Regions from separate parts of the Homo sapiens genome. Here region 2 is linked to region 1. Evidence: read pairs that join two places in POLR2A ChIA-PET (ENCODE). Cell type or tissue: PC-3. All regions are shown on one strand. Each heading gives the region's core, and the rest is flanking DNA. Links, peaks and the distances in the headings are about the cores only. Region 1 overlaps THRB-AS1 (THRB antisense RNA 1). Region 2 overlaps THRB (thyroid hormone receptor beta).

Region 1 (5,393 bases), core at 313-5,312:
TTCTGATCTCATTTTGCCCAGAAAATTCAGAAATGAGCCAATTAAAGCATGAAATAAATAAAGGGCGTGGCATTATTCAAACAATCCATGAGACTGTGGTAGTAACAATGTTCTACAACAATGGGGGAGGGCAGTTTTACTGCAATGTTAATGATAACGTGAACTACTAGGGTTCCATTTTGAACAGGACCTCTGAGGGCTGTCCTACAGGCTGCATGATGATGGTAAAGAAGGGTTACCAAGAGATCATGTCATTTATTTTTCTGGTTTTACACAAGGTAGGACAATGGAGGAGAATGTCATGATGACTTGATTGAAGGAAGAACATTTATTCAAACTTTAGATTATGTGGTCATGTGTTCCAGCTGACTTGAGAGGGCACACCAAGGCTGTTTCCAGGACCCATTCCCATATTTCACCATAGACATCCTCATTACCAGGATCTATACCTTTAAGCTGATGACTCAGTTCAAGAAAGCAATTCATTCATATATTTATTTATTTAGCAACTACTGGTGTAAGAAAATGAATGAAACAGAACCTCATAGGGCTCGGATTGGGCAGAAGTGAGTGAGGCCAGTGATACAAGTGCAGGGTCTGAGCCTGCCTTTATTTAAAATTTTGATGTATTGTTCATCATGAATAATTGTTGCATTAATTTTGATTTTTAAAATAGTGCATTAAAATATTTCTCCTGATTTACTGAGGCTTTTTTTTTTTTCTTTTTTGGCATCCCCTTAAATTTCACACCAGGGATGAGTGCCTCACTTGCCTAAACCTAGTCCCTGCCCTGCTATGCCCTCAGTGTTACCAGAGTCTTTTCAGAGAAGCAAAGTTCAAGTTAGAATGTCCTAGATGTCAAAGATAATTAATATATAGTGAAGGATTTGGGGTCAGGGAGTTAGAGACGTGGGCGTGAGGGGAGGGAAAAATCAGGGAAGATTTCATGGAAAATGGTGGCACTTGAACCAATCCATCAAAGATGGACCACATTTTGCCAGGGAGTATTGGGACTGGAACCCCTGGTATTGTTTTGCTTATTCAGCTACTTCTCAAGCTGGCTGTGCAGCCACCTGACCTAGCCCTGGAGATTCTGCTTCTGTCTGTTCATTGTTAGTTCTTGGAACTTATTTTTTCTATGAGGGCTCCAGTGATTCTGGTCCATAGCAGCTGGGTAAGAACTCCAACCCTTCAGGAAAGACAGCTTCTTGGGGAAGATGACAGGGTCAAAATTATCTAATTCAAGTACACTCTAATTCACAGCACAAAACTAACTTTTTTATTTCATATCTTGATATATGCCCGTTTTTACCAACACTCTGCCTTTGGCTTACTTTTGAATAAAGGAGACCAGAAAGGAAAAGGAACTATAGGTTGCCTTATCTTTCTCTTTCCTTCTATGTCATCATTTTCAAACTAAGTGGTTACAGAGAAGTATTAACATAAGAAAAGACAGAGAAAGTTTCCTTGGTTGTTACCTTCTTTTTGCATTCAAATCAGGCTTTGGTTGGAATGGAAAGCGTGGCAAACCCCATTTTGGGGTTGTCAGTGTCCTCACTTAGTCATTGATGTGACATGCTTACCTCATACTCAATTTGAGTTTTGCAGAACTCCCACACATTGTGTGCCCACAGGGATTCTGTGCTTATGGGGCAACAAGAATGCTATGTGTGAGTGGAACAAGTAAAGAATGGCAGCAGCTATGCATGTTATCTGTATTTCCTCTGTTCATGCACATGCTCCATTGTCCCATCAGCCTTCATTTACAAAACAAAAGTTCAAAGATAAAATTATTAGGAATTTCATTACGGTGACAACAGAGCATTAAATGAAGTGCCAGGCCTCAAGCACCAAGCCCTTCCCAGCATGGGTTGTATGCAGCTGTCCAGATCACATGCCCATGAAGCTGGCCATGGGGAAAAAACTTGATCCTTTATTGTGGTAGAAGCATAGGGCATGTTGGAGATGCAGTAGACATGCTGGCATGGCTGGTTATAGCAAGGAGTACATAACATAGCTAACATGTATTAGACATGTATTATGTTTTACGTACTGTCCTAAATATTTCATACATCTTTTAAAGTTTGCCAGAGGACCCTGTGAAACAGTATTATTATGTACTTCATTTTCCAGATGTTAAAAATTAGGAAGATCAAATAATCTGCTCAAGCTCAGGCCTGGGTACTGGGTGACAGAGGGTATACTCTTAACCAGCTCATCATGCTACCTGCATGCAACACAAGGAGTTATTGGATAGGCACATGAGGCTGGAAAAGGTGAGCATGTTCTGGCAGTCATGAGACATCTCTCTAGCCCTTCATTTAAGGAACTACTGTGCACCGGGACGATCAGAAGAGCCCTAAAGAAAACATGTTATGTCATTGGCTAGAAAACTCCCTAATCACATTCTCTTACCTTGTTTTCCAACTACAGGTAGAAGATTCTGAGGCCCTGGGCGGGAACTAGTAAGCCACAATCTGGAAGAGTCTTTTACCACCATGTGGAGGAGAACTAGAGCACTCATGTTGAACTATTACCGAGAAAAGTAATCAACTTCTTTTGTGTTAAGTCACTGAAAGGCAAGTGTTGATTTGTTGCAGTAATTGGTGCTCCCTTAACACACCTGTCAGCCGGGCCAAACTCTATCACAGCATAAATAATCTTTTCCTTAAATAAATACAGGTAAAAGAATAAAGTAGACCTAAATGCATTAATATGAATATAGGCTCAAAGCAAAATGTTGGGCTATAAATGTTCAGAGTGATAATTTTTTAAGTTGATGTGTAATTTAGTACAGTAAAATAGATAAAACCTAAATGTTCAGTTCAATGAATTTTTACATGTTCATGCCCCTGTATAATCACCTCCCAGAACAACATAGAAAATACTTCATATAAATGGAATCATACAGTGTGTTTTCTCTTGTGTCTGGTTTCTTTCACTCAATGTTTTTGAGGTGAATCCACATTATTGTGTGGATTAGAAAGTTGTTCTCTTAAAATTTCTGTTTGACATTACGTTATATGAATATGCCACAATTTGTTTATTCATTCTCCAATTGATGGACATTTGGGTTGTTTCCAATTTGGGACTATGACAAATGAAGCAGCTATGAACATTCTTGAACAATTATTTTTGTGGTACACGCACTCATATCTCCTGGGCATATGCATAGGAGTGAAATTGATGGTCATATATTTATCTGAGTTATTCTATTAAAGCTCAAAATGATCAATATTCAAAACTACCGTTGCCTTATGTAGCAATTACAAGCTCTGCCTGCAGCTGCAAATCATTTTTATGAACTAAGCTACATATTAAAGCCTATGTAAAAATGAAGATGCTGATAAATTAAAGTATATCAAGAAAAAGGTGAATGGCTGAAAGGAAGGTAAGAATACCAAAACATTTCCAGATTAAATCTTACTTTTCAGCTGTTTGAAAGATAGGTTTAAGACATGCTGAGTAATTGCTAATTGGACTGTAATAACCTATGTTCACTGTGAGTGCACAGAAGTACAGTATATTGTTAAATTCTTTGTCAATCACAAAAGAAATCTAGTGGTTCAAGACACATCTTCCCAAAACATGCCAATTCAGTGTCCTTCCTTTTTGAGTTATGCTTATATGCATCAAAAATGGAAATGTAATTGTTAAATATTTGGGGAAAATATCCTTTTTTAAAGGAAGGGAATGAGGTAAATCTTACTCATTTTCATGGAATAAACTTTAATATATCTAGATATAACAACACATATAATAAAATGCTATGATTATGGGCTATTTTCAGATCCTTAAAATCCCTGAATGAGTCATATCTGAAGTGACAGTCATAACTTCAGATTTGCTTGCCTTTGTCAGTTATTTTAAATGAAATTCTCAATTTGAGGGCAAGATGGGTCTTAGTGACACCTCCTATTTTCATATATTATAGCTCTCTTTCACAAATAAACTTGCCTTATCCTGTTTACAAAGTATTGCGTAAAATGCTAGTCATAGCTCCTACAAACACAACTGTAGAACATATTTTGAACTTCTATAAATGATACATTTGAGGCAAACAAATCTACAGCTAGTACAAGAAAGGATTGAGTTTTCATTATGCAGATTTAGAACAAAACCCTGCAATGTAGTTCATGCCAGATAATGAATAACAATAATTTGAGTTCCAGGTTTGCGTCCTTTCTAATCATGTGATTTGAGCATGTTACTTAGCTTCTCTAAGCCTCAGTTTCCACAACTGTAGAAATGAAGAAAACCATTGTACCTACCTGATAGGGATGGTATGAGGAATCTGTGGTAATAGATGGATAATGCTACACACGGTGCCTGGCACACAGTAGGTGGCTCATTAATGTGATCCATCATTATTATTTTGGAAAAATATAATTTATGGTATTTGAAAACACAAAAATGGCAAAGGCAAAATTTTTATCTTGAAAGATACTTTTTTCCTAAATCAATTATTCAATAAATATTTACAAATATTTGTAACAATACAACTGCCTACTACCTGGGCAGACAATTCTAGGCTGTCGAGAGAGAAGAGTGGGCGAGAAAATAAAAATCTTTCACGTTGTGGTGCTTACTTATTGAACAGGATGCAAATTCTTTGAAAGAGAAGGAGCACTCCTATCTTTGGCAAGGATTGAGCACAAACCCAAACACATGGCTGAATTCAGACTTGCAGAAATAATGTCTCTGGAGACAGACTCTTTTGCCCGTCCATGAGTTCAAGCCCTTAACAGTGTTTTTTTGGAGGAAATAACTCAGTTCTTAGAGAGAACTTTTAGTGAATATTTTCCCTGTAGCATTTCCTAACCGCTACTAATCTCTTAAGTTTGAATGCCCTTCTCTAACATCCAGCTTCGAGAATGCCAGGAATATTTTTTTCTTCCAATACAGGAGAAACTATTGTAGAGTCATCTAGAGATTTCCAAATGTTGGATTTGGAGCCAATCTGATTTGAGCCATGCTCATAATTGTGTGCCCTTGCCTTTGTCATTTCTTCCCTGGTTCTCCTGTACACATGCATAAATGCAAGGACCAAGTAATGCCTAAAATCTGTCTCAGCTCTTACATTCTAAAAGTCAGTGCAATTCTACCCCCATTAATGATCAGATAAAGATCTTTATTTTCTGGAGTGCTCCCTATTCCTTCTTAACAATATTTTTGTGTTCATTATTAGCTAAATGAAGACACTTGGGAATGTATGGATTTAAGTTCCATTCCTAAAGGCAGCTTCTTTTGGGAAGGCAGAAAAGCAGCTTTTTTGTTTTTCTGATGATTTTAATGCATTTTTTATTAGGCAGGTAAGTCAAATGACAGGATGATTTTATTCATTAGTTTGGATAAACCACAGCTTGAATTTACCATCACTTTTGCTTTAATTA
Region 2 (5,393 bases), core at 284-5,283, 80 kb before region 1:
GCTGCTAAAAATGCAGATTTCTAGGCCCTGCTCCAGACTCACAGAATCAATCTCCTAAGGTGAGCCCAGGAATCTGCACTGTAAAAAGCTCCCCAGTTGGATAATGGGCTGAATTTTGAGACTCAATAGACTAGATAGAGTTTATTTCTAACTGCTTTGCTTTAGACGTTAATGTTTGTGAACATGGACTCAATTTGTCCAATAATTCTCTTTATATAAGAAAGCAGATATTTCTTTTGTGTCAGAAAGAAAAGTAGCTTTTACAGGCTCAAAAGGCAGCTTTTAAATATATATTTCATTTATGCATATTTATCCTCCATTGACTCATGAAATTTTAAACCAACACACACACACACACACACACACACACACACACACACACACACGCGCAACGCGTTATGACTGCTTTATCTGACTGGATGCCCCCCTATTAGTAAAGCACATTTTCTACAGCTGTTTAAGAGTGAATTCATTAAATACATATAATTGTGTATTTATGCAAGTAGGCTTGAGAGAACACGCTAATAATGTAAAATAAATAAGAAAGGCCAGGCTGTCAGTGCCACAATACACTGTTCCTGTCTGGGCTTCTAATTCCAGAACTCCCACAAACAGTACTTAAGTCTTTGACTTCTTAATTTTAAAATATCATTGAAGATAAGAAACTTAGGAAACAGTTTCCAACTACTGTGTTTGCAAGATATGTCACTAGGGATTTAGTTATTTCTTTATCAAGGACCTTTTAGGACGATTGATGTATGATGACCTTGGAATGTGCCTTCTCTAATGATATCTCATCATCACTGATATAATGTTAGCGTATTAGTAAGTCTAGGGTTAATAAGGCATTCCTCAGGTATAAGCAACTGAGCCTTGGTGAACTTCGCACACGCTCTCATAAGAAAATGATTCCACATTGGAATAACTATATTGATTAGCTATACTTCAAAAGAGAAAGTCATTCTAGCTTTGACTTCTCTCCCACAAATGTCATTGAGAGCTTGTCGCATGCCAGCACTTTATATTTGTTTTCCTTCTTAATTCTCATCACCACTTGTGCCACTGGTTGAGTAAGTTCTATCCTTATCCAGATTCACAAATGAGGAAACGGGGATTTAGAGGAATTAAGTAATTCAGTCATTACCTGTAATCAGTCAGAGGACTAGTCAAGTGGCAGAGTCACATTCAAACCCAGGTTGCCAGGCCAAAAGCCTATGTGCTTTCAACAATACTGTCCTTCTCTCATGTGACTATTTGTTTGAGTTGGAGTACCTCTTCTAAGGCCTTCTAAATACTTCTCATAATCTTTTTTCCTTCCCTCCTCCTCCCATATCAACTTAGTGTTGTTTAATTATCTCCCAGAAGATGACCCTTGCTTAAAGTCGATTCTACCTTTCAACCTTTCAGCTCTTGTTATAGCAGTCTGCAACCCTGTTCCCCTTTCATGGTTTGCACATTCATGTGCACATTCACATGTCAAGGGTATAGGGATTAAAAAAAAAAAAACCTGTATTTCTGTAACCTTGCCTAGTGTTACTTGGTTGAATAAGCTATGACCATAAGACTTTTAAAAGACTTTTTTTTTTTGTCCTTAAGCTTGGTTTATCTAGGTCCCAAGTTTTGTTTATGTAGACCTCCACCCCCACTTAACACTGAAGAATTTATTTAATCAAACTATTTGTATTTTACAAACCCCTACTGAATTCCAACACCATTTGAAAACTGGTGCTCATTCCTAGTTTAGATTATGATATGGTAAATGAAAATATTGCCGATTTAAAAAATATAATTTTTCTTACCCAGTCTTATAAAGCAATGGTTCTCCCACTTCACATGCACACCTTCATCCCCAATCACTAAGGACATTTGTGAAAATGCAGATTCCTAGGCCTTACCCTCCAAAGATGTTGTAAATAAGTAGGGTGAGGCCCAGGAATCTGTAGTTTAACAGAGCTTATTATGTAATTCTAATACAAATATTCTGTGATCCACATGCTAAGAAATCAACAGAAATATAAATGTTTTTCATGTACATAGGGCAATGCCCTCAATTAGCTGGAAACTTCTTAGCTAACTTTTGGGACTACATTTTTTTCCTCATAGGTACAACAAATTTAACACTTACAGTAATGGCTGTTCAGTCATCCCACAAATATTTCTGGAAAGACTACCTTAATCTAGGAATGGTGAATATCTAATAGACGAGATATGAGGCACATCTATCACCCCCCATACCTGCAGTGCCCATGACAGACATCACTAATAAATCATGGGCATTCTTGTCAGCTCAGCATAGACCCATGACTGTGAAACCACTCCTAATCAATCTTAGAGCAATAGCTAGGACATGGCCACTGGGTCTTTGCCCATAGGGCATCGAGATAAAAAGAAAGCAAAAGAAATTGAGAAATATTGGGAATATTGGCAAAATTTAGAGCTTTCTCCTTTCCTCCCTTCTCACTGAGTACCCTGTACTATCTCTGCAGCTTGGTGGCAGGCTCAATGCTATCCCAGGTCAGCGACCCTAGCTACTGGAGGCAGACAGCTAAAGGCCCATGGACAGGTGAGAAAATTGGCCAAGCAAAGAACTTTCAGGGTATTGAGATAAAAGATCCCTCCTCTATTCTCATTCCTATCCTTCCTCTTACTTAAGGACCTCTCTCCAGATGGAAAGCCAATCTAGGCTTCCTGCCCTGGGCATTAAAAAATTCTATTTAGGGTTCATTTATGATAAAAACCTTTTTACTATGGCTTTGGATCTTCCCCTTTTGATTCCTATTTGAGACTCAGAGAAGCCAAATGACTTAGCCAAGGTTATCTAAAGTTAAAAATAGAATTCAGTTCTCTGGACTCCGAGTTCATTGCTCTGCAGAGATTTAAGAACCTTGATGCAATCTGCAATTAGCTTATAAAAATAACATTGCATAGTCCTTTGTCCAGTAATTCTGAAATAACTTGGTCATATTTATATATCACATCTTCTATCTTTGAGAATCTTTCATTAGGTCTGTCTCAACCAGAAATAAGTTTTGCAGACAGCAACTCTACATTATTGTAAACTATATGCCTTTAATAATATTTAATGTATTTCTGCAGAGGTAGAAAATTGCCTCATTATAATACCCCCAGGAAGAGTAGGTATTTATTATCTCAACCATGGCACAGTCTGGAGGGGTTAAAAGAATAAGAGCACTGAAGGCCCTGAATCGAGGCTCCACCTCTTCCCAGCTGTGTAACCGATGCAAGTTACTTGGCCTCTCTGAGAACCTGTTTATCTATAAAGCGATGAACTTATTTATCTTGCAGAGTTTTCCTAGAAGTGAAATTAGTTAATGGGTATAAAAATGACATAAATTTATGCCTGGCATGTCATAGTGCTTAGCAAATGTTAGCTCCTTCTTTCTTTTTCTCTTACACATGTTACCTCAGTGTCTCCCAGGACCAGCAATATTTGTGAGGTCCAGTGAAAAACAAAAATATGGGGCCATTTGCTCAGAAGCAATTAAGGACTTCAAGATGGAACCAGCAGAGCAGTCAACTCAGCATGGGGCCCTTTTGAAGAACTACCCAGGACACATGTCCACGTAGTCCAGCCCTGGCGGTGGGATTATCTCTGGAATGAATGCTCTCTAATCTTCTCTGTGGCTTTGTTTAGTCAGTGCTGAAGTTCATGGTGAGCACTTGAAGTAGCAGCACAGGGTGAGAAGTGTGTTAGATTCAACCTCAGCTATTCTACTTTCTATGAAACTTCCACACCTCAGAAACCTCTTTAAAAAGTGAGCAAAGGACATGAACAGACATTTTTCAAAAGGAGACATACATATGGCCAACAAGCATATGAAAAAAAGCTCAACATCACTGATCATTAGAGAAATTCAAAACGAAACCACAATGAGACACCATCTCACACCTGTCAGAATGGCTATTATTAAAAAGTCAAAAAATAACTGATGCTGGCAAGGTTGCAGAGTAAAAGGAACACATGCACTGTCGGTGGGAATGTAAATTACTACAACCATTGTGGAAGAAATTGTGGTGATTTCCCAAAGACCTAAAAACAGAAATACCACTCAACTCAGCAATTCTATCACTAGGTATATACCAGAAGGAATATAAATCATTCTGTCATAAAGACACATGCACATGTATGTTCATTGCAGCACTATTCACAATAGCAAAGACATGAAATCAACCTAAATGCCCATCAATCATAGACTGGAAAAAGAAAACGTGGTACATATACACCATGGAATACTATGCAGCCATAAAAAAGAATGAGGTCATATCTTTTGCAGGAAGATGGATGGAGCTGGAGGCTATTATCCTTAGCAAACTAAGGCAGGAATGGAAAATCAAATACTTGATGTCTGACTTATAAGTGGGAGCTAAATGATGAGAGCATGTGGACACATAGAGGGGAACAATAGACAGTGGGCCTATTGGAGGGTGTAGGGTGGGAGGATGGAGAGGATCAGGAAAAATAACTAATGGGTACTAGGCTTACTACCTGGGTGATGAAATAATCTTTACAACAAACCCCCGTGGCAGAAGTTTACCTATGTAATAAACCTGCACATGTACCCCTGAACCTAAAATAAAAGTCACATTAAAAAAAAAAAACCTCTTTAAGGCTTGTAGGAGTCTAATAATAACACTTTCTTCATAGGGCTCTGGTGTAGGTGAAAAGAGATTAAAGCAGGAAAAAGTACTAACCCAGGGCCCTAGCACTGAGGACTTATGTGTTGGCTGTCATTATAGTGTCTTTCTTGTCTTTCTTTCCCTTATACATCTCCCAAGTCTTCAGGCTTTACTAATCCAATAGGTTGTATGTATGACAGTTTCCACAGGACGTGCCACCCAGGACCCTGCCAAGGCACCCATGCCCAGAGAGAAAAGCATGCAAAATGGACAGAATCTCCATCATTGATTATTTTAATGCATGGACACTTCAGAACTAAGCATAGTGAATTGCCTTTATTACAACATAAAATGATGATGATGCTATTAATGAAATTAATGGAAGTAAAATATCTGTAGCTTGTAGTGGCAATTTGTTTTCTAATATATTTGCATCATCATCTCATTTAATGATCCCTTCCTCTAAAGCACCCTGTCTGCAGATTACGTTATCATCTCCATTTTACAGGTGAAGAGATGAAGTTTCCAAGACATTTAGTGATTTGCTCCAAGGCGCATGCTAATCTGATTCCTAGTCTAGTGTTCCTTTTTCCCCATCAACAAGAATGTGGTTAAAGTAGCATTTATGTGTCTGTCTCATCTATTCCTGTGCATAATTGCTTTACTACTTCAACCAACAATGACTATACAAATAATTTCATGTAGTTTTCAAAAACAAAGGGAAATTGGACAAAGTAGTAAATAACTCATTTTAC

The links. Peaks named below come from ENCODE experiments on the same cell type or tissue, not always from the same donor. Only the 100,000 strongest peaks of a DNase experiment are listed, where the experiment ranks them.
Region 2: POLR2A ChIA-PET joins it to region 1 with 8 read pairs; 2 of 35 experiments call an interaction of 5 or more read pairs at or near these places.

Annotation. Positions count from the first base shown.
Region 1 is chr3:24,497,099-24,502,491 of GRCh38, forward strand. It overlaps THRB-AS1 (THRB antisense RNA 1), which reads left to right. Exons shown (of 2, transcript NR_046244.1): 2 at 2,434-2,913. Among named protein-coding and RNA genes, the nearest start is that of THRB, 4.9 kb to the left of the region's middle. In PC-3, for the core only: no CTCF peak of the experiment used is centred there; a DNase peak (open chromatin) is centred at 3,083; H3K27ac peaks cover 964 bases.
Region 2 is chr3:24,416,754-24,422,146 of GRCh38, forward strand. The region is part of intron 1 of THRB (thyroid hormone receptor beta); the gene reads right to left. Among named protein-coding and RNA genes, the nearest start is that of THRB-AS1, 75 kb to the right of the region's middle. RefSeq lists a silencer at 3,445-3,739. In PC-3, for the core only: no CTCF peak of the experiment used is centred there; no DNase peak of the experiment used is centred there.